2 separate regions of the Mus musculus genome follow, and region 1 is linked to region 2. Evidence: chromatin contacts called from ENCODE Hi-C or POLR2A ChIA-PET data. All regions are on one chromosome and are shown on one strand. Each heading gives the region's core, a stretch centred on a gene start or an enhancer-like site at or near the end of the contact. The rest is flanking DNA. Distances are from core to core; before and after follow the strand shown. Region 1 holds the start of Unkl (unkempt family like zinc finger). Region 2 holds the start of Mapk8ip3 (mitogen-activated protein kinase 8 interacting protein 3).

Region 1 (7,547 bases), core at 3,317-5,816, 250 kb after region 2:
TAAGCTGTGTAGTACTTGGGACCAGTGATTCTCTTCTATCTGCCTCCACAGTATTGGGATTACAAGGTTGCCTGGCTGATTCTGACGATGCAGAGCTTCAATCAGCTTCCAGATCAAAAGGCCAGGTGCACGTTAGCTATGGGAGTGTAATTTCAGAATCGCCTCCCTGTAGGCTGTCCGAGATCTGGTCAGCCTATGGTCTACACAGAGCCATTTCCATTCTTCCTGAAGGCAAATGGATTCTGGGGACCTGGGATAGTCTAGGTGGAGGTGATGTTTCTACAAGCCTTTTCAAAGGGACGGCCAGGCCGGGAGGCGTTTAAGGCGCGAGGGTTTCCCGCCTCCGTGCCTGAGAGCTCGGATGGAGCGCTAAGACTGGAAGATGCGCTCATGGAGAACAGGGACCAAGTCCCTCCCGGACGATGGTCCTGGAAAGAAGCCAGCAGATGCCACGGGTTCTCAAGTCCTTGGGCATCACACTAAACAGCCTCGGGCCAAGCTCTTCGGAGAACCGAGTCTGCTTCACTTTCAATCCGCCGCGCCGGATCAGGTCTCAATGGAAGGACCCAGAACGACACAAACCCGTAAGTCGTCCAGATAGTGATCAGGGCGAGGCCGGAGACGGAAGAGCTAGCGAGAGGAAATGCATCATTTCCGTTGCGCCGCTGGACCCACGTTTTGTAGTCGTGAAATTGGATGTGAAGTTCGGCTTCCGGTTTTGTGCGACGGAAGTGACGAAAGCGCGGTGCGCCTCAGCGTGCGAGTCGAGGTCGCTATGAACAGTGTCCTGTGCTCACGGGCTGCGGGGTGAGAGCCGTGAGGTGCCGGTGCGTGAGGGTGGGAGGTGGCCGTGGCTCCGGGACGCTTACTGCTGTCTCTCTTCCAGAGCGGTCCGGGCTCTGCGGCTCGTGGGCTGGGCTTCGCGAAGTTTGCATCCGCCGCCCCGTGGCCGGTCTCCAGCTCAGCCTGCAGACAGGGAAGAGGAGGACGACGACCCCAACCTCCCGATCCAATTTTCCGGCAGCAAAGCCACCCCGATCCGCTGGACCGTGGAGCATTCCCTGGGGAAGCCGCAGCAGCGGCCCTGGTGGAAAGTGCTGCCGCTCACCCTCACACTCGTGGCTCTGGTTGTATGGTGCTACCAGAGGGAGGAGAGCGGCATGGACCTGTGGTTGAGGCAGGTGTTGGAAGAGGAGGACGAGGAGGAGCCGGAAGGTCCTCCGGAGGAGCTTGAAGCTCCGGCCCTCTACGGGGCTAGAACGTAACAGGGTGCGTGCTGAGGAAGGGACTAGGCAGCCGTCCTTTCGTTGTTGAATTTGACGATTTCTGAACTGGTTCTGCGCATGTCCTCGTTGCTTAAAGGACTTGGATGGCGCTCTTGGCGCTGAGACACAAGAACACAGCACAAAGTTGGAGGCTTGAAATCTGATCTTTGCCGAACACCAATGCCCAGTGATTACGTCCATAGAACTTTTGAGGTTCCTAGAAAAGGTTTTGGGTGCACCTTATGCTCTTGAGTTATGATGTGTTCATACAGCCTAATCATGTTTCCAGCGTTCATCTGGTGGAGGTGTTACCTGCAGTTCATTCGCTTTCCGAGACAGACTAACTGCTGAAGTGTAATTACCTATATGTGTGCAACATCAGTTGAAGCTATTTTAAAAACTAACAAATGGAAAATACATTTGGTAAAGTCTAATGAACTCAATTTTCTCACCTCCCCTTTCATCATCAAGTAGGCTTTGGTTTTTTTGTTTTGAAACACAGTCCCCCTATTTAGCTCTGGCAGGCCTAGAACTGGCTATGTAAACCAGCCTTGCTGTAGACTTAGATATCAGCCTGCTTCCTGCTTCTGCTGCCATCTTTTTTTTTTTTTTTTTCTCTTCTGCTCTTCATTCCCACATGAGAACTTAAAAACTTGACAGAAGTGGTAGGGTATGCTTGTCATCTCAACACTTATGAAACTGAGGCAGGAGGATCCTAAGTTTGGGGTCTGCTTGGGCTACGTAGGGAGGGCCTGTCTCAAACAAAACAAAACATCAATAATATAGTGGGTTGGTTTTTTTTGTTTGTTTGTTTCTGTCTTTTTCACAGTGTTGTGATTGAACTCAGGAGTCTATTGTGCTATCCTACCAATGAGGTCTGTTTCCAGCTCACATAGAATTGCTTTTGCAAAAAAAAAAAAATGTTACATTTCATGCAGTGGGTTCTCAGTGCTGCCAGGCTGATAACTTATCTGAAGTGATGTGGGCATTTGAACTCGTGAGCAGAATAAGTGGGGACACTCACTACACCTCTGCTTTCTCGTTTTTTTTCTTTCCTTCCCCCTTTCTAATTTTTCAAGACAAGGTTTCTTTATGTAGCCCTGGCCATCCTGGAATTCTGGCTGTATCCCTGGCTGGCCTTGAACTCAGAGGCAGAGGCTGCGTCCGCCTCCTGAGTGGTGGGATCAAAGGCGAGCACCACCAGATCTGAGTTTCACATCTATTTTACGGATAGGAGAATAGGTGTGTTAGCTAAAGGGTTACTTAAATGTTTATTTTATTTATTTATTTATTTTTTGTGCTATGCTTTTCCAATTTCCCAAATAGACTGTAGCTTGTGTTTTTCCTATTGTTTTCAGCCCAATGAATTCTCTGGGTGAGTGCCCAGCAAATATCAGGTAGGGAGAGGGCCTGTAACTAACTATAAGCCAGCTGCATGTACAAGACAGTAGATAAACTGTTGGGCAGAAAGAAATGATTGAATAAAACATGTTCTTTTGAGGGAGGAGGAGTTAACGTAACTGACGCTTACAAAATTAGATTTACTTTATGTGTATGTATGTGCATCACATACATGTCTGTTGCCTATACAGGTAAGAAGAGGATGTCAGATTCCCTGGAACTGGAAATACAAATGGCTATGAGCAACCATGTAGGTTCTGGGAACTGAACTTGGGTCCTCTGGAAGAGGAGCCATTCACTGTGAGCAATTTCTCCAGCCCCAACAGCCACTTTGTGTAAGCTCTTGAAAATGGAAAGGCTCAGTAGTGTTGGAAGTGAGCTGTTACACAGATAAAAACCTGTTAGTTCTGTTCTGAGCCATAGCCCTCGAGTACCAGCTTCAATAAAAGGACACGTCTGGCCCTTATGTGGGTGTCACAGGTGATGTCTGCAGAGGAATAAAACACATCTTTTGATGAGAGACCTTTGCCCATGTCCACAGTCAAGGTCGCTGAGTTCCACCATCACTGCTATTTGCTCTCTGTCACACCTTACAGAGCCAGCTTCTCTCTCTCTCTCTCTCTCTCTCTCCCTCTCTCTCTCTTTCTCTCCCTCTCTCTCTCTCAGATTCCTTAGGTTGTCTTGTGTGTTTCTCCAGGCTGGACTTGGGGGTTGACCTAGTTTTCATTCCCTATCCCTCAGCAGTCTGAGACACATTTATTCCTCTGTAGGTTCCCCTGTCTGCCCTTCCCTGCTTGCTCATTCTTCTATTTGATCTTTGAAAAAACAATGTTTCTGTTTGCTGGGACTGCCTACAGCTCACTATCCATCCACATGCTTGTGCAACCATTAAAATAAGTCCTTTAAACTAAGTTAACTTCAGGGTCTGTGGGCTAGGGGAAATGCTCAGGGATAAGTGCTTAGCCGGCATGGACCTGGGTCCGGGCACGCACATGGCTCCGGGTTCTACCTCTAGCACCCAAACCAAACCAACTCACTCTCCAAAGTTGTCAACAACTCAAAGAATTTGTCTACAAAAATGTCATATGAAGAAGTCAGTAATCCTACCAGCAAATGGTAATTTTACCTTACTAGTACTTTAAAATATAGCATACATACCTGGACCGTGTATGTCTCTCTGTTAATATTTTAGATCGTGTTTCTGGAAATGGGATAGGTTTTCTGTAATCCTCCTTTCTGAAAACATCCCTCTCTTTTCTGCCCATTCCTTTCAGAACACTTGTGGCTGTGCTACTCAGACTTTATCCCTCAGAGCACACCCGCAGTTAGCAGAGGAGCTGTGGTCACTTTACACACCAGTGAATGCTAGCCCTGGGTTCTCCCGAATTCATCCTAGCACTTGCGAGTCCTGCCCGCCACGTGCAGTTAGCATTCTGCGGACCCCAGATCAGTCTGATTACTGACCACCCTGTACATCCTTTACCCGATGGGCTCATCTGGCAGCATCTTACGCTGTGTTTTTAAAAAAGTGGCTCAACAGAATTCACACTCGGATTATCCTTAAATTCACAAATTTAATAAAGGGGCGACCATCGTCACAGTCTAATTATAGACTTTTTCCAGTTCAAAGAAACCTGTGCCCAACAGCAGCCCTGGACGCAGAGGCCATCATGGGGACTCTACACCAACGGGCGTGTCCCGCCTTGCGCCTGTAACTTGCTGCCGTGGTGGGCCGGCAGAACCTGTGTGTCACCCCCGCCGCACAGCGCGCGTGGGCGAGGGGTCGGTGGGGGCGTGGCCGGCGTGGCGTGCCCGGGGGTGTGGCCGGCGCGGCGGGGGGCGCAGGGGGCTCGGTGCGGGGGGGAGATCCGGGGGCGCCGGCGCGGCGCATGCGCGCTGCATTGTTTTGACTGAAAATGCCGTCGGTTTCGAAAGCGGCGGCGGCGGCGCTGAGCGGGTCCCCCCCGCAGACAGAGAAACCAACCCACTACAGGTCAGTGCCTGGGCTGCGGTCCGTGGCCTTCTGGGCGCTGCGGCGCAAAGCAGCGGCCCGCGTGCGCCACGGGCCCCGGTGTCGCCGCTGTGGGTGCGCCCCGCCCGCGCCCGCGCCCCCGCCGCCAGCTCTTGCGGGTCACGCCGTCCAGGCGCGGGCCGCCGCCTAAGGTGGAGTGGCAGCGCCCAGGGTTTTCGGTGACCCCTGGCTTGGGGGCTGGACTTGCTCCTGGTCTCCGGCGACCCCGCGCGCCAGACTGGAGTCTGGGGAACAGCGCCTGCGTTCGTAGCTCAGGGCCGCGCCTGGGCTGGAGGTGGGCGCACGGCCATCCGGACTCGAGCAGTCGCTGCCTGAGGTTGAGAGGCGGTTCCGGGGTCTGGGGTGACCTCTGGGCTGGGGGCGGAGCCGCACCTAGAGTCCGGTGGCCGCTTGGTTGTGAGCCCGGGGGTCGTTTCTGCGGCGCAGAAGAGGGGTTGCGCCTGGTGTGGGCGGGTGGCGCTTGCAGTCCATCTGGAACCTATGAAGGTAGTCGAGCGGGAGACCGGGACTGAGGATTGAGAGGTGGCTCCAGGGGTCAGGGACTAGAAGGGGGCAGAGAATGGAGTGTACTTCTGTAGAGTTACCTGGGATCAGAGTTGGTGATGGCCTGCTAAGAGGAGGTCTATGCCTCGTGTCCGGGAATCTTCTTATCTGGGGACTGGGAAGTGGTATTTGGGGTCAGGGAACGGAGAGTCTGCCTGACTGGAGTTACCTGGTCTCCGAGTTGGGAAGTGACACCCGGGGTGCTTTTAAAAAAGGAGGGTACCGGGCCATGGCAGTCAGGATCGCTCAGTGTGTGTGTGTGTGTGTGTGTGTGTGTGTGTGTGTATTGCCGGGGGTGGGGGATGCTTCTCGTCTGGGACCCTGCCCCGCCGCATCCCAGGGGCCTCCAGCCGGCGGTGGCTGCGGCCCGCAACGCTGTTTGTCTTTTTAGGTATCTAAAGGAGTTTAGGACAGAGCAGTGCTCCCTGTTTTTGCAGCATAAGTGCAGCCAGCACAGGCCGTTCACCTGTTTCCATTGGCATTTCCTAAATCAGCGTCGTCGCAGACCGCTCCGACGACGCGATGGCACCTTCAACTACAGCCCGGACATATACTGCTCCAAGTACGATGAGGCCACCGGCCTGTGTCCCGATGGTGATGAGTAAGTGGGGTTCCGGTGGGTGGCTCATGGTCTTTCCTCAGGATTGGTGTTGACTCTCTGATCAACAGGTTTTTGAGGTTTCTGGTTTTTTGTTTTTTTGAGACAGGGTGTCTTTATGAAGGCCTGGCTGTCCTGAAACACTGTATGTAGACCAGACTGGCCTCAAACTCATAGTGATACCTGTCTTGGCCCCTTAAAGTGCTGGCATTAAAGGTGTATGCCACTACACTGGTCTCCTTGCTTCTTTTTAACACCCACTACCTGTAGAGGGAACCTCATTTTTATTCAAGACTTCTCGGGGTCAGTAGAGTAGTGTGCTTGAGGGGTTCCCTGTTTGTAGGCTAGTTTCCTAAAAGATGATGTATGTGTGTTGTAGGTGAAAATCTTTGGTAATTCAAACTGATTTTGATTCACTTACCACCCCACCCCATCCAATGCTCTACTTTAAAACTGGCCCATGTTTTGCCAGCCATCTGATTTAAAACGGTTTTGTGTGGTCAGTTGTAAGTGTGTCATGTGTAACATGTAAGTGTGGAATATTTTCTTGCTTATGTATGTATTTTAAAGAAGAGTAGCAGAACTGTTATTCTGATAAGGATTTGTGAATTGATTTGTGGACAGGAGCCCGTGATCTGCTTATGTAGGCTAGGACTCTTTAACACTGTGATGCGTTCTGCTCATTTGTAGTTGTTTTTTTGTTTTGTTTTGTTTTTTTTAATGGTAGGAAAGTTGTTTTATTTGCACGTTGTCAGTTATGTAACACTTTTGGATTTTAATAAGTCAAGGTTTTGTTTGGGTTAGTTTATATTTTACAAGTTTCCTAATGGTGTTATGAACAGATGTCTTTCTTTGTGTGCATGTGTGTGCTTGTGTGTGCAGGTGCAGAGTGTGGCGGCTCACGCGCCAGTGCGTACACACACGATTGGAGTTCTCAGGTTAACCTTACATGCTGTTCTCACCTTATTTTAAAACAGGGTCTCTCACTGGCCTGGAGCTGGTTAAATCGGCCAGACTGGTTGGCCTGCCTGCAGGTGCCAGGGGCCAGCTGTCTCTGTCTCCCTAGCATTGGGATTACAAGTGTGTGCCACTGTGATCAGTGGTTTTGTCGTTGTTGTTTTGTCTTGTTTTGTCTTTAATCAGAGTTCTGGGGATCAGACTCAGGTCTTTTTGCTCTCGAGGCAGGTATTTTACTGATGGGCTCTTTGTCCAGCTCCAGACATCTTGGTTTTGAAATAATGAAGACAGAGAAAGTCCAAGTGAGACTTTGTGTTCAAAGGGAGGTGGAAAATAATATCAGGAGGTGCTAAGTTCTTCCTTTGGGCAGTTTGGGGGTGTGGGGTTAGCTTCCTGTCCTGAGGTGAAGTATTGGTCTGTCTGTTTTTGGTTTTGGTTTTTTTGCCCCCACCCCCACCCCCAGACATGGTTTCTCTGTGTAGCCTTGGCTGTTTTGGAACTCTGTAGAGCAGGCTGGCCTCGAACTCAGATCCACATGCTTCTGCTTCTCAAGTGCTGGGATTAAAGGTGTGCACCACCACCGCCCGGCTAAGATTGTGCACATGAGCGTTCAGGACAAAGACTGGAGGATCTGCTAGCCCTCAAGTTACAGATAGTTGTGAGTTACTTAGTGTGAATTCTGGAAGCTCAGCTTGGATCCTCTGCAAGAGCAGTGCATGGTCCTGACTGCTGAGCCATCTCTCTAACCCCA
Region 2 (6,736 bases), core at 2,475-4,974:
AGACCTTGGTACCCCTTTCCCCCCAAAATGAAAGATTAAACGATGAAGGCCAGGATCAAAGGTTCAGTCTTGTGGCCAACAGCACAGCTGACTTCCGAGCACTAGGGATTTCCCAGCTGTCCTCTTCTCAGCCCAATGAGAATTCCTCACCTCCTGTACTGTTTCCTAGACAGCTGGCACCCCTCCTCCCACCACCAGTGTTTTCTTCCGCCAGGTCTCCTCCTTAACTGCCTGAGGTAGCTCACTCTAACTGGAAAATGTCCACTGAAAAATGCAAACCTATGTTCTAAGCATTTTCCTTTCTTGCCTGATGCTAATTTAAAAATATCAGTCACCTGCTTTTATATGAAGTCAACTCAGCCATGCTCACATAGACATGTGGCATGGTTGTCCTGGCCACATGTATTAAACGACATGAAAAGCAGAGGCTGAGATCGTGGCTCAGTGGTGAAAACTTGCCCAGCATGCTCTGAGGCTCTGGTTTTCATTGCCAGCACTAGAGAAAGAAAAAGGAAAAACAAAGTCCTATTTCCACAATTTCATGGGTGACAGTGAAAATGCTCAAAGGCCACTGTACCCATCGGCTACTGAACTAGATAGTATAAAACAGAGCAGGCCCATTGTCACAGAAAGTTCACTGGGCAGAATGGTTGCTCCAAAGGGGGTCCTTGGGCCTCAGGAACTGAAGCATCAGTGTGGAGAGATGTGCAGAGAAACAAAAAGCCAGCTTCCCTTCTCATCACACCAGCTAGAATCTCTTTGCCGGTACCAGCAGGGAAATGAGAATAACTCTGGGTGGAGCAGGCCAAAAGATACTAAATTCTTCAGAGCTCCTGAGTGATAAGGATCATTCGTGATCTCTTTAGTACATGGTTGGATGCTAGAAGTTGGGGTTGGGGGGCAGAAGTAGCCTGATAAACCTTTCCCTGACAAAGCAATAGAAGTGGCACTTGGGAAGGTAGGAGGGTATTTGAGTTGAGAAGAATGGGCCTCTAACCACTTCAAGTAGAAATGTGAGAAAAGGGTATCATCCTGGGTCTTTCAGGAAAAAATAAATCTTGGGTCAAATTCTGAGTTTGGATTCTGTTTGTGTAGCAGCAAATGCCACAGCATCAGCAAATGTCCAGAGAACCCACTGGAGTTTCTTGAGATAACCTGAAGGGTGCTTCTACCACATCCTTAGGGCTAAGAAAGATAACGGCAATAATAACGACAATACTCTGTCTTTCAAAAAACATCTTTTTTCCTTGATCTAAGTGCTTGTCTACTGCAAGGAAAAAGGCTAGTACAGTTAGCTGCCTTTCTAGTCCTTTTCTCTTCCAGAGGAAAATGACCAAGGGATACAAACCACTTTACATTAGAACAGTACCAATCAGTAACAACTCGACAGATTATGAGGCCCAAGTCTGAGTTGAAACATTAGGGGCACTGCCCTCGCTTCTAAATCCACCTTGCCACAGTTCTCTTTCTAGGTAACCAGTGGTCAACAGTGATACTTGTAGTGAACCTGATTCACTACTTTTGGTAACTCACTCATTTTATAAAACAGCTACAACTGAAGGTCTGAGAGAAAGAGGGAGAGGCTGGGTAAGGTGTGTGGTCCCCGGGGGCAGGATAGCCAGGCTGGTTTCTTCTGTCAACACTACAGCTGAGCCCCTCCTCTCAGGTTCTGAGTCCCAGAGAGGGAACCACCTGGTATCAAAACATACTGGTATCAGGAAAGAAGGAAAGGGCTGCGATGTTGTCTCTGTTTAAAAATTTTAAAAACCTAGGATTCTGTCTTCCCAGAAAGCTGCTGACAGCTCAGATTACCCATATCTGACTAAGCTTAAACAAGCAAAGTGCCCGGGACAGCAATTCTGCAGCACAACTCTGCATGCAGTGATGCATCGCTCCGGGCTATTACACCATCTCATCACCCATCCCTGTTTAGAAAAGGAAACTGTAGTCTTTTTACAGAACTGAAGATAAGCATGCAGGTCTTTCCACAGGAGCTAGGATGCTGTTTACAGTGTTTAGTCCCCCTTCAGCTTTACCCTCACTGGAGGTCCCTCCAAGGGCATAAATGGGCATTTAACCCCGGCTTCCACCGGGCCAGTTTGGCATCTATTTACTCATTGCATTGCTCAGCTTCCTTTCAAGAGCTGGGTCTTCTGCACAACCTAAGCCCCACGTACACTCACTGCTCCGTCCAGCTTGTTATTAAGCTGGAAGGCAGAGGCATCCTCCCCGGGGGACAGTGTCAACACTCAAGCAGAAACCATTTTACAAGGATGTAACTTTGCCTTACCACAGTACACCTTCATTTTCTTCTTTTTCTCCACATTAGTGATCTTGACTATGTAAGTATGGAGGCAAGGGGAAGAAATAATACCCAAGTCCTTTGCCAATGTATCAAAAGTCCCCAGAGAGTCAGGGCTATGGAGAGTGGTATCAGGCACAAGACAACTCCAGGGCAGGTCTAGAAGGACCAAACACTGCAGACTTCTAGGGTACTGCCCCACTAGGCAGCAATATGAACCCAGAAGGTAAGGCTTAAGCTGTTGCCAAGGTCTACCCTGTTACTTGGCCTGTCCTTTTGTCTGTGGTCAGTGTGTGACCTTGATCTAGCCCAGACAGTTTCTGGAGCCAGTTCCCTGTTTCTGAGGTCACCCAAGCCCTCCTCACATCCTTTGAGGCTTTTGAATCCCCCCATATGTAGAGAACTTGATTAAGCCAGTTATGTGGTGCCCATGCATTCACAGCAAAATCTTGACAATCAAAAGGCAAACCATGGAAAGTATGAATGATTCAAGATAAGCAAAGCTTTTATCCTAGCTGTGATGCAGGGCCACTAACTTAATAAGAAGCCAAAATATCAAGATCGACTCTTAATTTCAATAGTAGTCTCTAAGACTGTGTCAAGTCAACTTCACTTAAATGGAATTTAACCTCATATAAGAAGGCACTTCCCATCATAAACCGAAGAGCATTTATTTCTAGAATTGTAGAATTCTGGGCTTTGTGATTCTAGGGCAACTTGCTCCAAAGACGGGAAGGAATAAAACCCAGAGCCAGCAGGCGGCAGCCAAGGTCAGAGGACAGCAGGAATGGGGGCCCATGTCTCCCGGACTCTGCACAGGCTGTGCTCTAGGTCCCAATTGGATGGAGAAAGTGGCACTCCCAGCAGCATCGGCATCAGCATCAGCATCAGCAGCATACTGCCGGCTGAGCCGAGCTGGCTGCTCCACGCTACCCACACCGTCCCTCACCGTCCCTCTCCGCGGCGGCCGGGGCCCACGCACCTCCTCGGCCTGTTTGCGCAGCGCCTTCTCGCGCTCGTATTGCGTGAGCAGCTGCTCGTTGTCCTCGCGTAGGAGCTCCAGCTCCACCTCGTGCTCCTGGTTCTCGCTCAGCACCGAGTCAAGGTTCTCCAGCACGTTCACCACCAGCGGCATGAGCTCCTTGACCACCTCCTCGTCATAGCAGTGAATGAGGCGCTCGAACTCGCGGTAGATGGAGCCCGCCAGGCCCGACACACGCTCCGACATGACCGAGCCCGAGCAGTAGTCGTCTTGGTACACCACCACTCCTCCTCCCTCGTCCATCTGGATCTCCATCATCGCGGCTACCGCCGCCGCCGCCAGCGCGGCTCGTTCCGGGGCCCGAATCCACGGGCCGCTGTCACCTCAGGCAGCCGCTACCTTAGGACGTGCCGCCGCCCAGGCCGCGCCCGTCACTCCCTTGCCGGAAGTCCCGCCTGGCTGCGGGGGTGGAGCCCCATCCAGTTCCGCCCCGAGCGCCTTGACGCTAAAGGAACGTTTCCGGCTGCGTTGCTGGTGGCTCTTGAGGACGTAGCTCAGTCTGATTGGAGTGACCTGGATGCTTCTCTATCTCTGTCCTGTTTGTCTTCAGACCTTTGTCATACATACTCTGGCCACCCTCAACGTTCACGCGACATGTGTCGCTTGCCCTGTTTCTGGTTGTTTCCCGCTCTGCTGGTTGCTTAGTTCCATGCAGTGCTTCATTTTGCACAGGACACCAGGTTCTAAAATCCTTATGTGTGGCGGTACTTTTGAGACAGAAATATAAAGCGAGTCGATCTATATGTGTTCATTTGCTGGGGACACCATGAACCTGACTTTGAACTACTTGCTTTTTTTTCCTCTTTCTTTTTTTTTTTTTTTAAATTTATTTAATGTATTCACCGTTGCTCTCTTCAGACACACCAGAAGAGGGCATCAGAACCCATTGTAGATGGTTGTGACCCAACATGTGGTTGCTGGGAATTGAACCTAGGTCTTCTGGAACAACCAGTGCTCTTAACCACTGAGCCATCTTTCCTGCCCTTGAACTACTTTCTTGCTTACGTGGTTTTCCCGGTCCCCAAAGCCTTCCAAGGCAGCTCAGATTCACATCCTCTTAAAAAAAAAAGTTACTTGTTATTTTATGTGTATGTGTTTGGTTGTATGTAGACTTGTGCATCACACACATTCCTGGTGTCTGTGAAGGCCAGAAGAGGGCATCTGAATTGGAGTTAAGAAGGTCAGTTGTGAGCAGCCATATGGATGGCCAGAACTGAACAGAGGTCCTCCCCTCTAAGAGCAAGTACTCTCAACTGCAAGCCACCAGATCTTACTCTTAACCAACACAGTCCTTCTTGTAGCTGAAGTCCAGAGCACTTAAAACATTCCTCACAATTTCATATGCAAAGTCTTACTGTGTAGCACTGGCTGACCTGGAACTTGGTATGCCTGGCTTCTGCCATTCAGTATACACCATTACCTGGGGCTATACTTCCCTCATCTTTCCAAACACATAGATAAATACCTACTCTAAGAGATTGTTTTGTAACATGCCTCAGACCTTAGCACAACTCACTCCATGATGGAAGTCCAATTCAGGCTGTAAAACTCGGCATGTAGATAGCACCACCTGCCAAAAGAATGAAAACAGACCCAATCCCTCAGTGTGGATAGTTCTGAGAAAGTCTCTAAATTCCTAACTTTGCTTTTTGGCTTCTGTAGTTCTGCCTCTGACTAACTGTTCTTGTTAACTGAAGCATGCCAACCCAGAACATGGCTTTGCCCTTAAAAGCTCATCCTGAGAAAGGCTCAAGGCCTTTCTTGTTTGAGATCCTAAACACCCAGTGTACTCACCAGCCAGCTAATAAAGACTTTCCTATTGGCTTAAAACTATGTCAGAGCATTCTTCCACGGTGAACACCCCACAACATTTTCAGGTTGCCTGAATTTTGATACTGATTTAATTTTTCAAGCCTGCAAAACTGAGCCTACGTATTATATTATCAACCAACTAGGAAAACAGGCTGACGAGAAGGGGCATACTGCAGTAGCACTTGCAGTGACTGCTACCCGAGCCAGTTATTAGTATTTACTGTAGATGGTGTTTCACTTGTATGTGCCCTGTGCCCACAGAAACCAGAGGAGGGTGCTGGACGCTCTGGAGCTGGAGTTAACTAGGGGTTTTGAGTGTCACGTGGGCTCTGGAAATAGCATCTAGATCCTCTGGTAGAGCAGCCAGTGGTCTCCCCACAGGTCCAGTCCCACCGGAGTTAGTTTTTAATTGCCCAAATGAGGAGCCAGAACAAACTGATAAAATGATTAATTCTTTAAGATTTTTTTAGAGTTATTAACTTTGTATGGTATGAGTGTTTTGCCTGCCTATGTATATATCACATGGATGCCTATGTATATATCAATCACATGGATGCCTAGTGCCCATAGAGGCCAGAATCATTGGATCTCCCAAAGCTGGAATTACAGTTGTGAGTCACCATGTGGGTCCTGAGAACTGAACGTAGGTCCTCTGCTAGCATAGCAAGTGCTCTTAAGCACCGAGCCATCTCTCCAGTCCCCTGGTAAACAGATTACAGTTACAAGATTGTGTTTAGGGGTTATCTGAGTATTTTGTTTTAGGTCTCAGCAATTTTAACCCCATAAGTTCTTTTCCTGAGACAGGGTCTATATAGCTTTGGCTGTCCTGGAGCTTATGTTGTAGACTAGACCAGAGTACGTTCTAAATTCAGAGGCAGAGGGACCACCTGCCTCTGCCACCCAAGTACCGGGACTAAAGGCATGAACCATCCCTGTAAATTCTTAAAGTTAGAACATCACAGTGGGGGCACCTCCCACCAACAAAGGGACAGACCAACTGACTTGAAAATTACCCCCCTCCCCCCCCCCCAAAAAAAGGGAGGAAAGGCCTGGAGAGATGGTTCAGGGGTTTAGAGCACTGACTGCTCTTCCAAAGGCCCCGAGTTCAATTCTCACCAACCACATGGTGGCTCACAAACATCTGTAATGGGATCCGATGCCCTTTTTCTGGTGTGTCTGAAGACAGCTACAGTGTACTCATAAACAAATCTTTAAAAAACAAAAAAACCTCACTCTGTAGACCAGGCTGGCCTCAAACTCAGAAATCCGCCTGCCTCTGCCTCCCAAGTGCTGGGACTAAAGACATGCGCCACCACTGCCCAGCGAGACAGTGTCTCTTTACATAGATCTGACGGACTTAGAACTATGTGGATCAGTCTGGCCTTGAACTTACAGAAAGATCTGTCTGCCTCCCAAGTGTGTGCACCACAAGTTCTAGTGCTCCTTTGTTGTTAACATAACTGGGGGCAAGTTTGTTAAACTGATCAAAGCAAAGTGAGTTAAAAAAAAAAAAGGTTCTCCCACCCCCACCTGAAACAGGGTTTCCCTGTGTAGCCCTTACTGTCCTGGAACTCACTCTG

The links. A loop is a pair of places that touch in the nucleus more often than their neighbours do. ChIA-PET counts read pairs that join two places held with the same protein, here RNA polymerase II (POLR2A).
Region 1: a map of heart shows a loop between it and region 2 (2.2-fold over the local background). The contact joins the promoter of Unkl here to the promoter of Mapk8ip3 in region 2. A Hi-C loop is called at or near these places in 1 of 37 maps with a recorded cell type or tissue (heart). POLR2A ChIA-PET finds 5 or more read pairs at or near these places in 1 of 5 experiments (Patski).

Annotation. Positions count from the first base shown.
Region 1 is chr17:25,183,834-25,191,380 of GRCm38, forward strand. It overlaps Unkl (unkempt family like zinc finger), which reads left to right and starts at 4,567. Exons shown (of 15, transcript NM_001197024.1): 1 at 4,567-4,659; 2 at 5,633-5,842. The coding sequence starts at 4,583. BC003965 (cDNA sequence BC003965) reads left to right here and starts at 728. Exons shown (of 2, transcript NM_183150.2): 1 at 728-807; 2 at 887-3,829. The coding sequence starts at 776. The coding sequence ends at 1,265. It overlaps Gm52286 (a long non-coding RNA gene), which reads right to left and starts at 5,637. Exons shown (of 2, transcript XR_003952239.1): 1 at 5,283-5,637; 2 at 4,221-5,176.
Region 2 is chr17:24,933,253-24,939,988 of GRCm38, forward strand. It overlaps Mapk8ip3 (mitogen-activated protein kinase 8 interacting protein 3), which reads right to left and starts at 3,725. Exons shown (of 33, transcript NM_001163449.1): 1 at 3,285-3,725. The coding sequence starts at 3,602.